Regions from separate parts of the Homo sapiens genome. Here region 2 is linked to region 1. The links are chromatin loops, found by intact Hi-C in ENCODE. Cell type or tissue: HCT116. All regions are shown on one strand. Links, peaks and the distances in the headings refer to the core of each region. The heading gives the core; the rest is flanking DNA. Region 1 has its middle 8.1 kb from the start of NLRP1. Region 2 has its middle 160 kb from the start of AIPL1.

The links. Hi-C counts contacts between places; a loop is a spot of excess contacts. Peaks named below come from ENCODE experiments on the same cell type or tissue, not always from the same donor. Only the 100,000 strongest peaks of a DNase experiment are listed, where the experiment ranks them.
Region 2: a loop joins it to region 1, with 7 times the contacts of the local background. A loop is called at or near these places in 9 of 110 quality-filtered maps.

Annotation. Positions count from the first base shown.
Region 1 is chr17:5,591,198-5,594,108 of GRCh38, forward strand. No RefSeq gene overlaps it. Among named protein-coding and RNA genes, the nearest start is that of NLRP1, 8.1 kb to the left of the region's middle. In HCT116, for the core only: a CTCF peak has its summit at 1,391 (motif pointing right); a DNase peak (open chromatin) is centred at 1,364.
Region 2 is chr17:6,278,394-6,281,304 of GRCh38, forward strand. No RefSeq gene overlaps it. Among named protein-coding and RNA genes, the nearest start is that of AIPL1, 160 kb to the right of the region's middle. In HCT116, for the core only: a CTCF peak has its summit at 1,530 (motif pointing right); a DNase peak (open chromatin) is centred at 1,518; H3K27me3 peaks cover 46 bases.

The sequences.
Region 1 (2,911 bases), core at 101-2,600:
TTTCAAGTCAGAGGTTTGGCCCATCTCTTAAAAATGTACATGCCAAGTTCAATCTTAAAGCACATGATATGTCTACAGTGTTAACTCCTGGTTTCATCTTATTTTCTCCCTACTCTTGTTTTAATTTTGCTTGCTGTACATACTAAGGTAATAACATTTTAATTTTATCATGTATCTTTATATGTATGTAAATTTGTTCACTGAGTCGCTCCAGAACAATGTGCTGTGAGTACACAAAATGGTTGAATCCAGTTTTCTTTCTTTCCTCCCCTCCCCTCCCCTCCTCTCCTTTCCTTTCCTTCTTTTTTTTTTTTTTTCTCTCACCCTGTCCCCCAGGCTGGAGTGCAGCGGCACGATCTCGGCTCACTGCAACCTCCACCTCCCCGGTTCAAGCGATTCTTGTGCCTCAGCCTCCCAAGTAGCTGGGATTACAGGCATGCACCACCACATCCAGCTGATTTTTTATTTTTTAAATTTTTAGTAGAGACAGGGTTTCACCATGTTGGCCAGGCTGGTCTTGAACTCCTGACCTCAGGTGATCCGCCCACCTCGGCCTCCCAAAGTGCTGAGTTTATAGGCATGAGCCACTGCACCTGGCCTGAATGGAGTTTTCTTAATGACAGTCCTGGGAGTTGGGAGACAAGCAGATGACACGTCTGTTGAATGGGACCTGTTTCATACCAGGCACTTTGTAGAGTTAGCTCATTTCATTTTCCCAACTATTTTTTTAAGATTAAAATTATTGTCCCTATTTTGCAGATGAGAACCAGATCTATAAGACTCCAAAGCCTCCTCCTTCCCATGCATCGCAATGGCACTGATATGCTGAGTCGTGTGCTCGCCGAGTGACCAGCCAGCAGATCCCTCTCCAATAGGCTTGTCCTCCTCTCACTCCCGAGGCTGCTTTCGGCTTGCTCCGCGCTTGCCTTGGCCATTACATGGGGGAAGCCCGAGCCTCTCAGAACGTATCTGTACCTCAAGTGGATTGTTGCCTACCCCTCCCTATGGAGGCTTCTGAGCTAGAAAATACAGAGGTCAGATGATGGCCGCTGAGAACATCCAGCTCCATGGATGACAATCAAAGCAAGGGGGCTTTAAGTGCAGCAGGAGGAACTAGGATTAGCCCTGGGGTAGGACTTCTGCCCAGTGAGGGATGCTAAGTTGTAGGAATGAGATAGGGGAGGTTAGCGTGGAATTCCCTTCCAGAAGCCTTTAAGAATAAGCTAAATTTGCAACTGTCTGGGGCTTACTGCGGAGAATTAATGACGCCCCTTGTGACAGCCCTGCTAAACCTCCCTAGAAAACTACAAATCCATGATGTCAACTGGTCGTTAAACTCCATTACTCCAGGCTCTCTTTTCTTGACAAAATTTAATTTAGGCCAGTAGGTGGCGATAATTAAACAGCTGATTAAACAGGGCTTCTTCTAATCATGAGAGAATGCATTAAAAGCAATCTGGAAGGTTGCTTCTGGGAGCAAGAGGAGGAACCTTTCTGTGAATCCAGTGCTGATTGAGGTGCAATTAGCAGATCCACTAACGGGATGCCTCTCCTGACTCTTAAGGATCTCCTAGGCTCCCACCGTGATCACTTTTTTTTTTGAGCCATGGTCTTACTCTGTCACCCAGGCTGGAGTGGCAGTGGTGTGATAACGGCTTACTGCAGCCTTGACCTCCCAGACTCGAGATCCTCCCACCTCAGCCCCCCAAGTAGCTGGGACTACAGATTCGAGCCACCGCACCTGTCTTTTTTTTTTTTTTTTTAAACTTTTTTGTAGAGACAGGATCCCATTATGTTGCCCAGGCTGGTCTTGAACTCCTAGGCTCAAGAAATCCTCCCACCTTAGTTTCCCAAAGTGTTCGGATTACAGGTGTGAGCCACTATGCCCAGCCTATGATCATTTTTCCTTAGACTGGAGGACAAGGCTCTGCTGCCCAATGGATCTTGGGCAGATTTTTTTTTTTTTTGGAGAAGGAGTCTCGCTCTGTTGCCAGGCTGGAGTGCAGTGGCGTGATCTCTGCTCACTGCAACCTCTGCCTCCTGGGTTCAAGGGATTCTCCTGCTTCAGCCTCCCGAGGAGCTGGGACTACAGGTGCCTGCCACCACGCCCAGCTAATTTTTGTACTGTTAGTAGAAACAGGGTTTCACCATGTTGGCTAGGATGGTCTCGATATCTTGACCCCATGATCCACCCGCCTTGGCCTCCCAAAGTGCTGGGATTACAGGCGTGAGCCACCGCGCCCGGCCCCAAGTCCCCCTTTTCAAGGAGGTGTGGCCTGGAACAATCAGACCAAGGCCCATCTGCAGTTTCCCCCAGACTAGGGAGCTCTCCGGCTGCAGGGGAGAGGCCACTGATTCTTGATGTGTTCTTGCCTATTTCTTACACTATAACTTTTTTGAGGGCAGGGATTATGTCCATTTTGCACACCACCATACAACCGGCACCTAATGCAGTGGATTAGTTATATGTAAGTAGAAGTTCACTATGTGTTGAACAAAGGAATGAATGAAGGTTAGGACAAGAGCTGGCCTTCATGGAGCTGTCCAGGGTTCTTACCAGTCCCTGACTTCCTTCGACGGATTGGTCTTTTGCTTTCTTGCCTTCCTCCCAGGGCTTTGCGGCAACACGACACAGAACCTGTTCCTCGCATGTACTCACGGAATCACGCACCTCCTTGACAGTCTCACTGTGTCTGTGGCGGCCCCCAAACAGCCTGCTGAGCTAACTCCGAAAGAGTGGTTCTCTCTGCACAGAACCACTCGGGTTAAATGCCTCATTCTTCATCTGTGTCTATGGAGTTTTTAGTTCTGAATCCCAGTCCCTTCCATGTCACTACGGTTGAAGGATGTGTGGTAGGAAGTGGCACGAGAGGTTGCTGGAGGGGTGAGCTGGGGCCAGTCTGCAGGGGCT
Region 2 (2,911 bases), core at 292-2,791, 690 kb after region 1:
CATGTTACTTGCTTTGTCTTCCTTTTTAGAAATTTATAAAATTTAAATCACATATGTATTATGACATGACAGCCAGACTCAAAGTCTCTTTCTTCCTCATTCCTAATTCTATTTTCTTTCATCCTGCCAAGGCAAACATGATCATGAATTAAATGTGCACTTCTCTGGTTCCATTTTTAAACTTTGGCATAGACACAGAAACCCCTGATAATTCGTAGTATTGCTTCGTGTGTGTTGATCAGCATAAGGGGTAGAATTTCAACATAACCTTCTTCTCTGCTTTCTGCAACACACTCTTCTCATTCAACATGATCGTCTTGAGATTTATCCATATTGCTGCGTGAATCTAGCACATTCCTTTAATTGCTTTTAATTTTATTTTATGAATAGACTCCATTTTATTCAGTTACTCCTCTGATTGCCTGAAATCTAAGTTGTTTCCCTTTTTTTTTTTGTCATTAATTAGTGCTGCAGTAAATACCCTTGCACACCCCTGGGGGGGTTTCTCTAAGGTGGAAACCTAGATGTGGAATTGCTGGTCTTAGCTTTCGTTGCATTTTCAGTGTGGCTGGATATTGCCAAACTCCTCTGCAAAGTGGCTGTGCTAATTCTCACTACTACCAGCAATGTCTGAGTGTGTCTATTTGCAGGAGGCCCTCATTTTATAGGAGAGAAACTGAGGCTCAGACCAGGCAATGGAATTGCCCAAGATCCTGCAGCTAGTCAGTGGTGGAGCCTCGATTAGGACTTGGGCTCTGGACACCACACAAAGGAATGAACTTCCAGAAACATCCTCCTTTTGCCCAGCCAGAGTCAAATTAATGACAAATCTTCCCTTGACCTCTGTCTGATCGGTCTTTGTCCAACCTTGGGAAACACTTGTATTAGTTTCTACTTTGCTAAGAAAGAAAAAAAAAACTCATAATAAAAGTTACTGGCTAATAACAAGTATCTTGTGTCATGGAAATTTTGCATATATTCTTCAACAATAAAAATGAAAACATGTTTTCCTTTAGTAAAGGAATTTCTGTTCTACTGCACTTATCACCCCTGGGAAGGAAATCTGATGTACCTTGACTCTATTTTATGACCATCTTGGAGAACAGCGATGTTGTCAATGGAAGCATGAAGAAACTATAGGAATAAAATTAGACAGAGATGGAGACAATGATACTAAAATAAATATCATTTGAAATTGGATTTTGTGGTAACAGCACAGCAGTCGTCACTGGGAGCGTGAAGGTCACGCGTCAGACATGGAGAACACCAGGCCCTGGTGCCAAAACATTTTGCTTCCAAAAGCATGGTCCTCCCTGGACTGCTTTCAAGGTTGCCTTTACCTGTAACACCTCCATCCACACAAGGCACGGTCAGTGCAGAAACACGTGACAAGGCTGACACACAAAGATGGGCGAGTCGGGGCACGGGGAAGGAAGTTCACCTGTCAGGCCAAACTCAGATCACAGCCGCCAGGTGAGCCACTGGGTGGTGCCAGAAAGGTTCCTGCAGATGTCCTGGCAGAGAAAGGTGGAGAAAGATCCCCGCCTAGTGGAACAGACAGTGGTCAGGAGATAAGGGAGATCCCAACACTAGTTACTTGTTTATTGCCTCTCCCATCTACCAGACTTTTTCTTTTCTTTTTCTTTTTCTTTTTCTTTTTCCTTTTTTTTTTTTTTTTTTTTTGTGAGATGGAGTTTTGCTCTGTCACCAGGCTGGAGTGCAGTGGTGCAATCTCAGCTCACTGCAACCTCCGCCTCCCGGGTTCAAGCTATTCTCCTGCCTCAGGCTCCCGAGTAGCTGGGACTATAGGCTCCTGCTGCCATGCCCAGCTAGTTTTTTGCATTTTAGTAGAGATGGGGTTTCACCATGTTTCCTAGGCTGGTCTCGATCTCCTGACGTCGTGATCCGCCCGCTTCAGCCTCCCAAAGTGCAGGCATTACAGGCGTGAGCCACCCACACTCAGCCTACCAGACTTTAAACTTCTTGACAGCTATAGCTTTTTCTCTGATTATCTTAATATTTCCAAAGTTTAGAAATGTTCCTAACACATAGTAGGTACTCAATAAATGTTAGTTTTTGAGTCAATGACTGAATGAATCCTGGGAACATCATCCCCAGCCAAGCCAGAGCTCAGCTTGTCCAGGCTGCAGCAGACTATCTGGCAGTAGATCACCCAACCCAGTCCAGCCTTGAAGAACCCCTCCCACCAGATTCCCCCTCCATGAAGCCTCTTCTAGTTGCTCCAGGGGGGCTCTCTAGTCTTTTTTAAAAAATATCCTGCTTCCTTCAGAGTAAGCCCCATACAATCAGGCAAGTATTCCTGGAGTTCTCTTGGCAACTTCCTCTCCCCGTGGTACATCAGTCACCAAAGCCCTCTCCACTCCACCTTCCAAGTCCCCTTCCCCTGCCTTAGGCCAAATCCCATCTTCTCAGCCAGTCTCCCTGACTTCAGACCTACTACCTTGTAGCAGGCAGTTTTCACTTGGTTATGCTGCAGTAACAAACAACCTCTCAGTTTCAGAATCTTGCAACAGCAAGATCTAGTTGCAACTCTCCTGCACTGGCGGGATCCAGGATTCAGGCTGGAGCAACAGTCTCTGTCTGAGACATGCCATTTTCCTAGCAAGAAAAGGCGAGAGAGCAGCACAAAAATGCAATGCCTCTGTGGTGGTTTTAAAATCTTTTTTACAAATGTTTTTATACTCCTTGCTTCGAGAGGTGGAGTTTAATTCTCCTCCCCTTGAGTATAAGTTGGAGTTAGTGACCCACTTATAATTACCAGCCCATAGCAGAACTGCTGGTGTGTAGTCTCTGAAAATAGGTCATAAAAGCACTGTGGCTCATTCTTGGATCTTGGAGCACTGCTCTGGGGCAGGCCAGCTGCCATGTCACTAGGACACTCGGCATCTTT